2 separate regions of the Mus musculus genome follow, and region 1 is linked to region 2. The links are chromatin loops, found by intact Hi-C in ENCODE. Cell type or tissue: heart. All regions are shown on one strand. Links, peaks and the distances in the headings refer to the core of each region. The heading gives the core; the rest is flanking DNA. Region 1 overlaps Hgfac (hepatocyte growth factor activator). Region 2 has its middle 13 kb from the start of 4930478P22Rik.

What was found. Hi-C counts contacts between places; a loop is a spot of excess contacts. Peaks named below come from ENCODE experiments on the same cell type or tissue, not always from the same donor. Only the 100,000 strongest peaks of a DNase experiment are listed, where the experiment ranks them.
Region 1: a loop joins it to region 2, with 5 times the contacts of the local background. A loop is called at or near these places in 12 of 42 quality-filtered maps.

The regions. Positions count from the first base shown.
Region 1 is chr5:35,046,210-35,054,539 of GRCm38, reverse strand. It overlaps Hgfac (hepatocyte growth factor activator), which reads right to left. Exons shown (of 14, transcript NM_019447.3): 11 at 7,912-8,051; 12 at 7,516-7,656; 13 at 7,276-7,424; 14 at 6,079-6,383. The coding sequence ends at 6,201. Among named protein-coding and RNA genes, the nearest start is that of Dok7, 6.4 kb to the left of the region's middle. In heart, for the core only: CTCF peaks have their summits at 3,809 (motif pointing left) and 5,355 (motif pointing left); no DNase peak of the experiment used is centred there.
Region 2 is chr5:35,344,478-35,352,807 of GRCm38, reverse strand. No RefSeq gene overlaps it. Among named protein-coding and RNA genes, the nearest start is that of 4930478P22Rik, 13 kb to the left of the region's middle. In heart, for the core only: a CTCF peak has its summit at 3,804 (motif pointing right); a DNase peak (open chromatin) is centred at 3,837; H3K27me3 peaks cover 4,770 bases.

The DNA of each region.
Region 1 (8,330 bases), core at 177-8,176, 300 kb after region 2:
TTTACATACACAGGGGAGAGTGGAACTAGGGGGCCTGTCTGCCTGCCTTGGCATCTCTAGGTAACTGGGAATGCCGGACAGACACACTCCAGCGGGCTGTGGCAGGCACCAAGACTCACAACCCCATTATCCCTTCCACTGAGGGAAACTGTACAGAGGACTCCAGGAAGTGCCGAGTGGGTAGAGCTGACTACCACTTCTGAGTCCAGCCATTACACAAACTAAACTATCATGCAAACATTTGTCACTAGTCACATGATGAGAGGAAGGGTATTATGGACTAGATACCCCCACCCCCAGCTCCCCGGGCATTCGCTGATGTTCTCACCCCCATGTGACCATGAAGACGTGGAGCCTCTAAGAGAGTATTTACGGTAAATGAGGTCATACACAAGGGCCCTAATCTGTTAGGACAGGTGTCCTTATAAAATGACAAAGAGATCCCGAAGAGTGCTCTCTCTTCTGCACACAGAAAAAGGCATAGAAGGGTCCATCAAAAAGGCAGCTGTCTTCATACGGGGAGGACCTGGGGGCTGAATTTGACGGCCCCTTGAGGATGAACCTCCAGCCTCTTAAATTGCCAAATAATAATTTTTATTTTAAGGAAATAGGTTTATTTCGTGTGCTGCAAAGAAACCAAACATGGCAGTAACAGAAGGGCTGCCTGTTTCATTGCCTAGTCTTTTCTGGGCTGTTCTGTCCAGGCAACTGCTATCTTTTAGACCTGGAGTGGCTCCCAAACCCCACATGCCAAAGCTTGGTCCCAGCTCCTATTGCTATTGGAAATAGTGGGACCTTTAAGAGGGTGGGGCCTGAGAAGGGTCTTCAGGGTGTGACAGGGAAAACCGGGTTCTTCCTCTGTCTCTTTTGTGCCTTAGCCTTCAACTGAGAGCATTGCTTTGCTGCATAGGTCTGCTGCAAAGGTCTGCTGCATAGGTCTGCTGCAGGCTTGAGGCAAATGAGGACAATCACGGTTAAAAGCCCTGAAGCCATGAACCCGAGAACCTCTCTCTATAGGCTAATTAGTTCAGATGGCTAATGACTGCCCTGGAGTGACAAAAACAGCAACCAATGCCACAGGCAACAGAGGAAGAAAGTGGCTGTGCTGGGGTTTGAATGCGCCCCCTATGATCACCCTTTGGAGACGTAACATTCAAATTCCTAAGTTAATAGTATTTGGAGGTGAGGCTTGGGTGTAGGGGTTAGTGTCATCACAGGAGTGGGACCCCTTGATGGAATTAATGGCTTTGCAAGAAGGGGAAGAGCTCTATCTCAAGCTGTAACATCCTACACCACATTATACTACAGCACAAGGCCTCAGCAGACACCCAGCAGAAGCCAGAGCCACGCTCTTGAAACTCCAATCCCCAGGGCTACGAGCCAAATGAACTTCTTCATAAATTATCCAGTCTCAGGTGTTCAGTTATAGCAACACAAAATGACCTAAGATACCTGCAAAAAATTCCTTCCCTACACCTGCCCCCCTTAAAATGTGGTCATGCATACCCTCACACCAAGAGATGAACGTCTTCACCTTCTAAACCTGGCTTACTTTGATTAAAGAAAAAGGCCAAGGAAAGCTCACCCCCACTTTTCTTTTTGTAGCATTGCCTCTGTCATGGGAACACGCCCAGGTGAGTTTGCTAGGTGATGAGATTCATATGGTCCTTCCTCCCCGAGCTCCAGTCAAGAGCCACCCATTCCTGAGGTATAAAAGCCTACAACCCACTGATAACCCCAAAGCCTACACTATGGAGAGTCCAGTTCAACACAGAAAAACCACCCTGCAGAGTCTAGCCCATCCCTAAAAAGCATGAACTAGATAAACGGCGTTGTTTCATGTCTCTGAGCTCTAAGTGCACTTGTGTTCCAGAAAAGACTTTCTGAAATAACCAGCATGGGAGTGGGTGAGCATCAAGACCTATGAATCTCTGGGATTCCTGGAGAGATGAAACCTGAATCCCTGAATCACCATGGGAACCCTAGGGGAACATGAACCTAGCACACAGAAACAGGATGGAATGACCTCACCTGCATACCATGCCTTCAGCTTCGTACCAAGATCAGGCAGCACAGAAACTATTAGGTTAGCTGATATTCTACAAAATAATAACGGTTATAGCAGATTTCTCAATGGTAGAAATGGAAAGCAGGAGCCAGTGGTATAGATTCCAAATGATGACAGAGAATAACTTCAGATTCAGTGTAACAGCTGAAATTCAGCAGTAAAAGAATCCCATTGCCATAGCCAAATGGATCCCTCAAAGCCCATGCATTAGAACCTAATCCTCAAATTCTCATGTTTCTGGTATCTAGAGGTAGAAGGTAATTGGGGCTAAATGAGGTCCCAAGAATAGGGTCCTCTAATGGTATTAGTGGCCTACAAGAAGAGGAGAAAGAGACCTGAGTCAGTGGCTTGCTCTGTCTCACCACGTGTTGTCCGGTTCCATGTTACAATTCTGCACAAGGCCTCAGCAGATGCCCACACCAGTCTCGAACTTCCAGCCTTTGTTCTTTAGAATTAATTAGCTAGTGTTAACTTGACACACACCTAGAGTCAGCTTGGGGAGAGGAAACCTCAAGGAACGGCAACTGAAGAATTTCCCAGATCCACTGGCTCGTGGCCATGTCTGTGAGGCATTTTCCTATTTCCTAATTGATATAGGAGGGCCCAGCCCACAGTGGGCGGTGTCAACCCTAGGAAGATGGGCCTGAGCTGCATGAGAAAGCTCAGCCGAGCAAGCAAGGGAGGCAAGCCAGAAAGCAGACTCCCTCCATGGTTTCCGCTACAGTCTCCTGCCCTGACATCCTACACTGGGCTATCTTAATAATGGACAGCAACTTGGAAAATGAAGTAAATTCTTTCTCTCCCAAGTTGACTTTGGCCAGTGTTTTATCACAGCAATGGAAAGCAATGAGGGAAGCTTGTCTCAATGCTCCGTTATAGTAACAGAAAATGAACTGAAACAGCCACGTACAACTCTGTGATAATACAAGCGAGATCTCCTCAGCTCTTAGTTGATGCAGGGTTCATCCTCACCGTTACCTGGATTTGGAATCACCAAGAAGCTGTACTTCTGGCCGTGTCTGTGAGTCCATTTCCAGAGAAATTTAACTTAGGAAGGAAGACCACTGTGATGACTATTCTTGGTTGTTAACTTGACCACATCTGGAATCAACAAATGGAGGGCACATCTGTGAGGGATTTCTGCTTGGATCCACTTCTAGTCTGGGTCTTGAGGTAGGGAGAAGACACACACCTTTGATCTGGACCTTGAGGCAGGAAGAGCCACCTTTAATCCGGGCCATACCTTTTGCTGGATGCCTAGGCATGGAAGATGGTAGCTTGCTCTTTGCCTGCTTGCCCTCACCTTGCTGGCATGTCCATTCCTTCACTAGCATTAGAGCCCACATCTTCCAGATTCCAGTGTCTACTGAAGACCGGCTGAGACATCCAGCCTTGTGGACTGAGCAACTACTGGATTCTTGGACTTTCCATTCACAGCTGCCCATTGTTGGATTATTTGGACCACAGCCTCTAAATCATTCTAACAAATCCCCTTCCTATAGATGAGATTCATTCTGTAAGTTCTGTTACCCTAGAGAACCCTGACCAATTCAACCACCCAGAGCATGGGCAGACCAGTCTGTGGGCTGAGGCTCTAGACTGATGAGAAAGATGGCTCGGCAGTTAAGAGTGCAGGCTGCTCTCCCAGCAGATCCAGATTAAACTCCAGCATCCACATGGTGGCCAGCAACCATCCTTAACTCAATTCCAGGGGCTCCAATGCCATCTACTGGCCTCTCTGGGCAGGCACCAGGTATGTACATGGTGCAAACACGTATATGTGAGAAAAGACGTACACATTTTTAAAAAAAAGATAACAAAATAAGTACCTAAAAGACGAAAACGGGCTGAGTACCATCATACTATCTGCTTCCTGATTGTGGACACAGGGCAACCAGCTGCCTCAGCTCCCACTACCACACCTTCCTGCCATGAAGGCCTGTGTAGGAATGAACCATCCTTCCATCTCTCCTTGGCTTGATTCTACCAGGCACATCTAAACCTTCCCCTCTTGACTTTAAGTTGACTGTCATGGCTACAAGAAAATAAGACAGTCAATCTAAAGTCTAAATTTTGGAGGACACGGGCTTCAGAAGAAATGACATCCACGACTAGAACTATTTAAAACCATGATTCAGGAGACACTGCTCTAAAGAAAAGTCCAGGCCAAGTAAGATTATCGATAGATCCTACCAGCTTCCTGAGAGCAGAGCGTCCCAATCATGTCTAGCATCTCGGAGAATTTTGAAGAAAAAAAGGAATCCTCTGGAGCTTATTATCTGAGTCTATAGAACAGTCATTTAAAGGACACAGGAAAAGTGATGGGTGGGTTACACACACATAGACACAAATAAATCCAAAGCAGTAAAGCAAGAGAAGCCATGTGTGGCTGCCACATCTCAGTGGGCTGGTACCCTGGTAGGACCAACCAACTTGTGGTCAAGTGTGAGGGGATCAGGGATGGCTCAGTAGTCCCAGGTGGTTATGGAAGGGAGTGTGTTCATATACTTGGAGCCACTCTCCTTGATTTACGGCCTCATTTTCTCCCTGAGTCCAAACAGACTCACCCATCTGTGCATACCTGTACGCTAACTTTCTTTTTCTGTGCTGACTCCAGTCACTCTGGGTTACGGCATTCTAATTGTCACCCAGAAAAACTCAAATCAGCCTACCAGTTCCACTGGCTCTTAGTTGACTTAAAGGTTCCTATTTTGGGGTTCATACAACTGGGGACTTGCTATCCCCACACTTCCATGGAACAAACTGGACCAGTAGATCAACGTCAGCAAGCAGCTGGCCACCTGATTCCTGCTGCCTGGGTAGAACACACCAGTCTTGTCTGGACTACACCACCCAGATTTCTGGCTGCAGTTGTAAACTCTCCAGGACTGAGAGTTGTGGACCTGGCAGAGCCAGGTTCCTTCTGACCAGGAAGAATGCACTGGGAGCAGACTCAGCTGGACCCTCAGTCTCACAGGATGTCATAAGAGTAGGATGAGGCGGTGAGAGTCATCCACAGAGAACCTCCTGGTACTTCAGGTGGTAGAAGCAGAGTTCATGGATGGGTAGTGGGCTGAGCACGTTATGACTTATGGGTGGGCTGGGGCAAAGGTCTCACTCAGAGATAAAGAGACTCTAGTTGGGACATGGCAAGATCCTGCTGCCGTGTGAGGAACAGAACACAGTGGATGAAGCTGCAGAGGGCAGAGCAAGGAGCACCTCAGGTCAACCGAGGAGGACAGACGTGGGGAAAAAGACACTGAACAGGGTGCCATCTGCTGGTCCCACTCAAGCCACGTGGTCAGGAACCGTGGGCTTCCCTTGGTCTCTGTCTCCCAGTCCGAGTGTGCTAGCTTTGGGTACCCACAGGGATGGCTGGCCTCTGCCCTATCCTAACCTCTCTCCCTTAGCTGCCAACTTGCTTTACAGCACCTCTATGCACTTCCTCAACTGGAGATGAATTCTCATGCCAGAGACTTTGGAGACCCTTGGGACATAGCCAGCTCCTCCTACAGCCCGAAGGCTCAATGAGTCTGTCCCTGGCTCCCCCACCACACCATTTTATCCTTTCCAGAATAAGCTAGCTTCATATCCTGTCTGGACAGAGGCAAGCCAGGCTCCTAAGTGCTTAGGATCTGCAGTACTCAAGTTACTACACCCCAGATATGGGCCCTGCTCCTCAGGTCTCCTTCAGAACTGTCATAGCTGATGGGAACTTTTGGAAGGCTGCCATCTTGAAGCTATCTTCTTTAGCTGTTTGATGCAGGTCCTTGTTCATGACCTGTGGAACTGGACTTGGCTTCAATGTCTCACCCCAGTAGCCTGGAGTGCCTGGACCCTGGACACATATCTGGGTTGAGCCTAGAGGAGTCTGATTTTGACATCCCACCTGGCCCTGTGGGGCCACTTTTGTGAACTGGGAGGCTCCTAACCACACCCAGGAGCTACATTGGCTTCAGGCACCACTCCTGAAGCCACACCATCTATCCTGAAGGCCCAGGTCATACATAGCTTGGACACAAAGAGCTGCCTGGCTCAGGGCAGTGCCTCTGTGAAGCCAGGTCCTTGGAGACAGTTTTATTGTTGGTAGTAGAAGGGGTACTATGAGCATCCCTTCCTTGGGGACCGGGGTTCAGGACGTAGCCACGGGTCGCTTGGGCGGTCGAATACGGTCGTTGATCCAGTCCACATAATTGGCCACACGGGTGTAGACTCCTGGCTTGTTGAGGCGCCCACAGCCATCACCCCAGCTGATGATGCCATACAGGTAAGCCACACCATTCTTCTCACAGACCAAGGGCCCACCTGAGTCCCCCTGGAACAGAGACTAGGCTCAGCTGTCTGTGCACCAGCAGCCAGAGTCCTGACTCAGGATCACCTAGGCTTCCAACCCTGTAAAGATCCTGAAGTAATAAGTGAGCAAGAGTCTCTGGTGCTCACAGGATTTTCAAGGCTGACTGCCTAGGGGCAGATGACAGGTTTTTCTGAGAAGTGTGGCCTCTCTTCCTGACCCCAATCAGTCAGGAATGTGTCCTATTTCCAAACGTTTGGGAAAGCTTTCTCACCTCTACCACCCACAGCTCTGGTCCTACTCTGTGAGGAATGAGTGGGCAGTCCCTGCGTGCTAGGCCACCGTATGAAATGCCTCCTCGTGCCTGGCATGCTTTTCTTACATCTCCTAGAACCAGTGCTACTGTCCTCTTTCCTGGGAAGCCCTCATTGTCCCAGCATCAAGTTCCGTCCACTTGACCCTGTATCACTTCAGAAAAGGGATCCAACCTCTCTAAGACTCGGTTTCTTTGCCTGTTTAAAGGGCATAAAACAGCCCCTCCATGGTGAAGCAGGTTGACACGTAACCATGACCATGGCCTGGCCTATGAAACCCTTGACAAACATTCACTATTGATTGATTGATTGCTGAGGATTCAAGAGAAATCTGGACAGAGCATTGTAGCTTTTGAGGTCCGATGTCATGTGGACGGCCCTAACTGTTGCCTGGACAGTGGGGCTTTAACTGGACTCACTTTCCCATCTGTTTAGACAGCTCTCTTCCTACTGTAAGGATGCCTTCCAGGAAGTGCCAAGTGCTCCACAGTGCGTGGACCCTCTGCCTTAGGTTCCCCGTTAGCCCCAGACTCCCTAGGAGTCAGAAAATTCCAGTAATACCCCATCTGTGTCATCTTGGTGGGGGCCTGGCAGCAGCCTACCTGGCAGGCATCGGACTTGCAGTCGAAGTAGCCGGCACAGAGCATGTTAGGGCTGATGTCAGCACCATATACCTCTGGGCTGCTACACTTGTGGTCAGCAACAAGAGGGACCAGTGCCTCCAGCAGGGAGTTGGAGTAGCTGCTCACATCTGTGGAGGACTGCACTTTCAGGGCAGGCAGGTTTGTTGCCTGTCTTCCTCCCGCCTCGACGCCCACTGGCAGGGACTGCCTTCCACTCACTTTCATCCATGTGGCCCCAGCCTGCAATCTGACACTTGTGTCCAGTAGGGAAGGAGCTGCCTGCCTCAGGCAGGCAGATGGGTTGAACAAACTGGGAGCGGACAGCACAGCGCTCTCCCTTCTTCTTTAGCCGGATCAAGACTGGGAGGGAGAGAGAACAGGGGTCAGCCTGTGCAGTGAAGCCCACCCCAGACAGAAATCCATAGCAGGCAGTCCCATGAAATGGGTAGAGGGGAGGTAGGTGGCTGGTGGTCTGAGAGACCAGAGGAAGGGCAACAAGATTTCTCTAACTCCTCTTACTTCTTCCCCTTGTGTCTGCCCAGCTCCTACCCTTGACTGGGCTCTAGCTTGGGGCACACAACCTCACCCCCCACCTTGCAGAGGCCCTGAGCTCACCAAGGTCATGGTTGTTGGGGTTGAACACCGAGTACAGGGTGTAGGGCACATACTTCTCAATGCCAAATGTCTGTGTCACATCCGTGGTGCGGTTGAAGAAGTGCTGACCCAGTACCACTGTGATGCTGTCCCTGGGGGGGCTGCACAGGAAGCTGGCAGGAGTGAAACCCAGCCCTCTCCACGGCACTATCAGGTCTCCCCAACCTTGGCCCCTGTACTTTGTTGGTCATGGCCAAGCAAGAGGGTCCCAGCCCTGGGAAAGGTCTGTAGACATTTTCAACCCATGTGACAGTAGAATCAGGACTGACAAGGGAGGCAGAGCCACAGCGACCCTGGCCCAGGAGCCCGAGCTTCATGGGTTTCATTGATAAACCAGTAGAGCCTTCAGACAAGGTCTGCTCTGAGAATAAGTCCCATGG
Region 2 (8,330 bases), core at 321-8,320:
TCCAATTTAAAATGGGGCACAGATCTAAACAGAGAATTCCCAGTAGAAGAATTAATGTTCACCATCCTTAGTCATCAGGGAAATGCAAATCAAAAAGACTCTGAGATGCCATTTTAACACCTGTCAGAATGGCTAAGATCAAAACCACAAGTGACAGCTGATGCTGGCGAAGATGGGGAGCAAGAAGAACACCCCTCTATTGCTGGTGGGAGTGCAAACTAGCACAGCCACGATGGAAATCAATATGTTGGTTCCTCTGAAAATTGGGACTTGATCTACCCCTAGAATCAGCTATACCACTCCTGGGCATATTCCCAAATAATGCTCCACCATACCACAGGGACACCTGCTCAGCCATGTTCATTGCAGCTTTATAATAGCCAGACACTGGGGGGGAGGGAAGCCTAGATGTCCCTTAACTGAAAAATGGATAAATAAAGGGTAGTGCATTTATACAATGGAGCATTACTCAGCTGTCAAAATAATGACATCATGAAATTTACAGGTAAATAGATGGAGCTAGAAAAGATCATCCTGAGTGAGGTAACCCAGACCCAGAAAGATAAACATAATATGTACTCACTTATCAGTAGACATTAGCTGTTAAAGTAAAACACAGTAATGACACAACCCACAGACCCAGAGAGGCTAAGTAACAAGGAGGGCTCTAGGGTGGGACTCGTGGACCTCCCTGGGAAGGGGAAATAGAATATATTTCATGGGTGGACTGGGGGCTGGTGGGAATGGAAACAGGAGAGATCAGGTTGTGAGCAAGAGAGATGAAGGAGAGAGTAGTGGGGGAGATGACTGAAATGGACGGGGACTTGGGGGTGTGGTAGACACTTAGTGCAGTAGAAATTCCCTGAAATCTATGACAATGACCATAGAGAAATCTCCTAGTAGTGGAGAATACAGAGTTGGAATTCGTCATCTTCTACAATCAGGCAAGGCACCTAGAGGTGGGACTGGGACATCAACCCAGCCGAAAGCTTTGACCTACAATCTGCCCTGCCTGCAAGACTGTGCTGGGGCAAGGGTGGCACAGAACTTGTGGGAGTGGTCAATCCCTGATCCCACTTTTGGCCCATGCCACTAAGAGGGAGCCCAAACCTGACACTGCCTGGATGGGCAGGAACCAGAGGCAGGACAGCCCAGAACCCAGGATAGAACCAAACAGGGCTGTCAAAAAGATCAAGGAAATGATTTTTCTGCTATACTCATATATGGGTGCTTAGCCCAGTTGTCATCAGAGGGGTGTCACCCAGCAATGGATGGGAGCAGATGCAGAGACCCACAGCCAAACACTAGATGGAGCCAGGGGAACCCTGAAATGTAGGAGCCAGAGGGGTTGAGGACACACCGAGAACATGGCCACAGAATCAACTAAGTGGGGCTCACAGGGGCTCACAGAAGCTAGAGACAAACACAGACCCTGTATGGTCTGAGTTAGGTCCTCTGAATATGCCTTATGATTGTGTGGTTTGGTGGTTTTGTGAGACTCCCAACAATGGGAGTGGGGGCTGATTCTGACTCTTGCCTGCAGTTGGGACCACATCCAGCTGTGATATGAAGGTCTGTGCCCAGTCTTACTGTATCTTGTTAGGCTATGTTTGGTGGATATACTTGGGAAGCCTGTTTCCCTCTCCTCCTCCCCCTCCCCTCCCCCCTTCCCCCTCCCCCTCCTCCCTCCTCCCCCCCTCTCTCTCCTTCTCTCTCTTTCCTTTTTTGGAAGGGAAACAAAGGAAGACTTGATCAGAGGGAAAGAGGTGGTGGGGGAGGGACTGGGAGAAGTGGAGGGAGGGGAAACTGTGGTCAAGATGTAATGAATGAGAGAATAAAGGTTTAAAAGTTACCTTTACAGAGCCTGAGTGGGAATCCTGCCCCCCCAGGAGCAGCCTAGGCCATCCAGGGCCTGGACTCTGCTCTGTTTCTAAGTGTGGTCTGGGGACCTTGTTCACTTGAATGGAGAGGGCCTTTGGACAACCTGGCTACAATCTTGAGGCCTTCTCTTACATAACCTCCAGGGTAGGATGGTGTCCTCCTGTGAGCCTCTTTCCTCACAGATAACCTTGTTCCTACTTACCATTGGCACCATAGACAGGGTAGGTAGACCACTGCATCCTTCCTCCGAGGTCCCCCAGGCCCACTGTCCTGAATCCTCTCACCAACCTCACTGTCCCTTTTCCACTGGTCTTCATCTTCTGTCCCTCTGTCCCACACAAAGCCCACAGCTCTGGGCTTTGAGTACCCCATTAGAACTACTCAAAAGGGCCAGAAATAGCCCAAGACCAGGATGAAGCACCAGGATCGCTGGGAGTAAGAGGGTGGGATGGGGGTTTGGCATCAATTGCACACTTCAGAACCTACAGAGAACCCTCGCAGGGTCCTTGCATTCTGGGGTCGTCGTCGTGGACCTACCTCCCCATGGGTCTGTCTCCAGGGCCTGGTGTCTCTCTACACTGCCTAGGGGATACACATTGACCCAGAGCAGAAGATGTACAACAGCAGCTCTGGCCTTTCTCCTGAGGGCCACTAGAGATAGATGACTGATCTGAACAGCTCAGGTACCCCTCGCCCCACCCCCACGTAGCTCCCTGTTCTATCTTGTTTCTGTCCTTTACTTTTTTCTCAGCCACTCAGAGCTTTTTTGGTTAGTTTTGCTTTGTGGTACTGGATACAGGTGAGGCCAGCATTCCACCTTCAAGTTCTGGCCCAGTGCTCATGGTTTGGTAGGCAGCAGGTATGTGTTAGTTGGGTTACCTTGTTTGGACTTGGCAGACCTGCATCTTGGAGCTGGTGGCTTCCTGCACTGTGAACCAGCTTCCTCAGTGTTTTTTCATGATCATTTGGAATTCTGAAGGCAGAGTGACCCAGTGTTCACTTGTGTCCTTCTGCTCTGCTCTGTAAGGACAGCTGGGGAGAAAGGTCAGGGGGCCTTAGGGCCTTCGTGTCAGGCCATCTGCTTCAGGTCTTACTGAAGCAGCAGGCTTCTCCTCTTCCCCCACTCCAGGTGCTAGGGGCCATCAGTAAACCCATCTCTGTGAGCCCAGAGCAGTCCTATCTGGCCAGGACTTGAAGGGCCTTTACTGTTGTTTCCTGATCTGATACAGTGGAAGGAGAAGGAGCTGGTTTTACACTTCGAAGCAGAACCTTGGGATGCAGAGCAGGGGCGTGGGGCACCAGTGCACACGTGTCTTCTCCCCTCTTTCCTGGGCAGGGCTTAGCTGCCCGTTTGTTCAGTGATCTTTCCCTTCCCTCCTGTACGGAGACAGGGTCGGCTGTCCTCCTGCACAGGAGTCAGGGTCAGCTCCCCTCCTGCGCAGGGGTCAGGGTCGGCTGTCCTCCTGCACAGGGGTTAGTCAGTTCCTCTGCTCTCTTCTGTGCAGGGATCAGGAGTCAGACATCCTGTGCAGAGGCCAGAATCTGCTTCCCTCTTGTACAGAGATCAGGACCAGCCCCTCTCTTTCCTCCCAGGGAGGGATCAGGGTCAGTCCCCTTTCTTGTGAAGAGATTGGGGTCAGCTCCCCATCTGTGCAGGGTCAGGGTCAGCTCCCCCCAGCCTCAGTTTCTGCATAGGGATGGAAGCACTGTGCATGTGTGCTCTTCCAAGGAGGGAATGCTGTGACATCCCCTTGTGCCAGAGAAAGTGAAAGGCAAAGATCCTGAGTTTACCTTCCAGGCTCATACAACCCAAGCCCTGCGGTCCCATTGGTATCCAGTGGAATCCCTTCTCTTGCTCCACTCTCTTCCTCCTCACCTTTGCAAGGGGAAACGAGTCTAGCTCCCCCTGAGACTAGTCAGCAGGGGGCAGCAAAGCTCTCCCTCAAACAAGGGACTATGTTCCCTTTAGCCAACTCCAACAACCACTGGAGGAAGTAGACTCTGGGTGGCATGTGTGTGCAGCTCTCAGAGAAATACCTGGGGGAGGGGGAGGTACATGGGAACCCAGTAGGAGCTAAGCCAGGCAGACAGACGGATACAGGCCTGAATTTAGGGGTGTTTTTATAGATACATGTGATATATAAAATATTAGAATGTAAGGGATATATAAAATATCAACTATCATCTATTTTCTATCTTCCTACTTCTGCTACTCTGGAGGACTCCACTTAATACAGCTAGTGTCACCATTGCTTTGATGTTCAGCATTCTGAAACTTGACTTAATTTACATAAAGCACCAGGGCAGGTGAACTGAAACCCAGCACTCTGGTAGAAGTCAGAGCTGGGACCGGAAAGGCGGCTCAGTGGTTAAGAGCTTGTAATGATCTTGCAGAGGACTGGACTTCAGTTCTCAGCACCCTCAGGACCGCTTGCATCTCCAGCTCCAGGAGGATCTGACTCCTCTGTCCTCCACAGGTACCTGCATCCAGGAACCCCCTTCCTCCCCCCACCCCCCAAGACACATAACTAAGCAAATCAGGATTAGGTCAACCTTGGTAGACAGGTGACCAAGGGGTGGGGGCTAGAGAGCTAGCATCTTCACTTTTCTTTTTCTCTCCTCACATGGCACTAACTGAGCCTTTTCATCCACACACAAGAAGCAGAGAGAAGGAGAAGCCGGCCTGCAGTGATGCACTTCTGTCAGCCAGGCTCCATCAATGTTCCATAGCCTCCTCAAACCCTGCCACCAACTGGGAAACCACAGGTTCAAACACACGAGCCCATGGAAAACATTCTTCATTCCAATGACTGCAGTCGCCCTGCCAGTCAAGGGTAGATCTGACAGGGTTTTTTTTTTTTTTTTTTTTTTTTTTGTTCTCTCTTTTTTTCCTTTCCTTTCTTCGAGATAGGGTTTCTCTGTGTAGCCCTGGCTGTCCTGGAACTCACTCTGTAGACCAGACTGGCCTCAAACTCAGAAATCCACCTGCCTTTGCCTCCCAAGTGCTAAGATTAAAGGCGTGCACCACCACTGCCTAGCTTTTTTTGTTTTTTAAATTTTATTTATTTTATATATGTGAGTACACTGTAGCTGTCTTCAGACACATCAGAAGAGGACATCAGAGCCCAGTACAAATGGCTGTGAGCCGCCATGTGGTTACTGGGAATTGAACTCAGGACCTCTGGAAGAGCAATCAGTGCTCTAAACCTCTGAGCCGATCTGGCAATTCTTGGTAGTTGTTTTCTTTCATGTCCTTGCCAGCTGTGGACACATGCAGAGGGACTAGCTTGAGGTCATTTACTGCTTCTGAGGACTGTACAGAAAGGGTACCACTGCACAGGCCCCCAGGCATGATGAGGCTGTGTCTCACTCTGGCGGTACATTCACGCTCATGGCGCTTAATGCTCTTACTCCCTTTCCTGTACAAATGTGCAAGTCTCCTGGTGGTTAGTGAAAGCTGGTGGGTGGCCCTGAAGTCACCCCTGCTATGGCCAAACATGGACTAAGTGAGGCAGCTTCACACAGCGCCACCAGCCGGTGGTGATGCCCATGTGCCCAGCCTTGTGCCAAGTGATAGTCACCTAACGTTCAATTCTCCTGAGCCTAGATAGTGGTGGCTAATGCCTCCCCTCAAGGAAAGCTGAGGTTTCTAAAGGAAATGACTGACTCTGGGCTTGGGACAGGAGACACATTGTAGGGCAAGAAAGCAAGGACAAGGTCAATCAGGTCATGTCCCAGATCACTAGAGCAAGCTGAGAGTCCCCATGGCTATAGCCGGAATGACGGAGAGTAAAGTACCACAAGCCTGCCACCCAGGATGCCAGAGAAAGAGCCACAAGCCCAGGCCACCACAGGAAGTGGCTGAGTTAATGAAAGGGAAGAAAAGATCATCTCCCACACAGAGGAGTGCCACATGAACGTCACCAGTGCTCTGCCCTTGAGGAGGGGACTTGACCCCGACTCTTGGCCATGAGTTGTACATAGCAACTTCCATCTGGAAGAATTAAAACAAAAACAAAAATAAAAACGGTGACATTACTGTCCTTGTCTAGGCTATCCAAGTCCACAGCACCAGTGAGGAGTCAGGCTGATGAGGTGGCCTCAGTAGGAAGACAGTGGTATGCGACCTCTCTTCCTTCTCTCAGGAGCCCACAACCCCACCAGGAGGGACAGGCTGGACAAGTTCCACCGAGGGATGGAATTCCTGTTGGGCCTCACCCAGCATGTCTCAGGCTGTCAAGGACAATTTATGCAGAGGACTGTTACCTCCATGAGGAGCCCCAAGGAACCTGGTGCCTCAGTGCCAGGTGTGGTCCTGAGCCAGAAGGACAGTATGTAGAAACGGGCTCTGGGTGTTGTGTAGTCTTCTGTTCATTGTCAGCATGTATATTGGTTCCTGAGCTCTGACAATATGGCTTTCTCTGAGCTGCCCCAGTAGGGGCATGGGGCCAGAAGGGAACTTGGAACTGTATACCTAATTTTGTTGCAGATACAGAAATGGCCAAAAACCAAGTTTGTTCTCTATGTCATCTGTGTGCTGAGGAAGGTTTTGGAAAGGCAGGGAGATTACAGGGGTGTGGGAAGGGAGTCTGCAGTGGCCTTCTTCTGGCTGCATCCAGAATTCAGGAGTGGTTAACACCATTCACGAGAGGGCCATAGACAGAGTAATATTCTGTTCACAGAGAGATTTCAAATGACCATCATCGACAGCCACAGGTGAGCCATGCTTAAAGCCTGGGTGCATAGGAAGGTCTCTCATAAGCATCTGGGATCTCCATTTACAGTAAACGACACTTCTTAGCTCTGGTGTGACACATGGCTCTGTTTTATCAGAGGATAAACCTATCCAAGGCATCTCAGGAGCCACCCAATGACCTCATTCGCCAGAGAGAGGAAGAAGAAAGGGTCCTGGAGACGCCTTTGAGACAGAGCAGCAGACACTACAGAGGGTGAGCACACGGCTACCACGAAGGCGTTTAGGCATGGCTCTCTCCTGAGAAGCCCACATCCACATAGGGCACGTGCTGTCCTTTCCCAGAGAGCCCCTCTCGCCTCTGTGCTTATGATTAAAATTATGTTAAAGTCTTTTAATCAACCCCAGCCCTGCCTCACACTGGCTTGTCTTGAAGTTCTTTTCTGGGGTAAAGTTAAGAATCCTGCATTGTCCGAGTGGAGACCTCTGTGAGGCTGCTGTGGGTGGAAACAAGGGGCTAAGTCTGTACCTACACTCCACTGAGGCTCATCAGGCCAGTGCTGATGCCCAAAGCTTGCTGCCATTCTGCAGGCAGAAGTGGGAGGTGCATGCAGGCACAGGCTGAAAGCTACCCAGGTGGCCCCGGAGTCTCCTAACCACACATCTGGTATCACTCTGAGGTTCTGTTTCTGGTTCCGGGGTGCTCTCCTTGAGCACTCCAATCTGAGTGACTAGATCCGTCTCCTGCCCCAGTCCTTCTCCTGCCCATGTCTCTACGATGCTCCTTTTGGCTCTCCCATTCACAGCCATCTCTCTCCTGTGCAGTCATTGCATACTCAGTCTCTCTGGCTCACTTCCTTGTCCACTCTGGTTCCCTAGACATGCTGGCTGCTCCCCCACCCCACTGCCCCCGATGGTTCTTGCCCAGGCTGAGGACCAGAGCCTCTCTGGTGAGGACTTCAGTGTACCCTTGGCAACCTGTCCAAAGGCACCAGTCCAAGCAGCCATCTCCCCTCCTGCACACACACAAACTGTTGATCCTACCTCTGCTAGAATCTTTAAATTGGATTTTATTGATTGTATGTCAACGGTAGGGTGGGTGTGGCTGGCTCTGCCTCAGCCTGGCCTGGCTTAGAAAACAGGGACCTGGGACAGGAGTAGGAGAGGGCTCCCACGTGACTGGCATTAAAAGGTTGTCCCCTGTTTATAAAAAAGTGGGCCTGGACTGACAGACACTCCTGTCTGATTGTCCCAGAATTAATTACATTGGCCACCTTCCCTTGGGCTGTCTCTTGAACTCTTCCACTCCAGCCAGCATTGGTCACCTGCAATGGTACCCACCTGAAGTTCCTAGCAAGGTGACCTCCATAGTGACCCAGGTAACTGCCACTGAAGCCTCTACTCGATTGGGCGGACCCCCGACTCGCCTGTCATCCAGTGGGCTGCCTCTACAGAACACACCACTGTCTCTAGAGCAGATCTCACAACCCATGGCCAGGGGTCCTAGAGAGCAGAGCCCTTCATGTACGGGGGACCAGGTGAGGCTCAGGGTCAGCCTGGGAAGGCAAGGCTCATGTATTCAGACTTGAAGGCCAGCAAAGCTCCAGAGAGGGCATGGCAAGCTCAGAGGACTGTCTGCAGTGGGGACAGCAGAGGAGACACGATGACTTGTGAATGCTTTCGGGATGTGCGCCACCATGAGATGATGATGATGAGACATCAGGAGTTCAGAATCATGAGGACCGTGCTCTGTGCT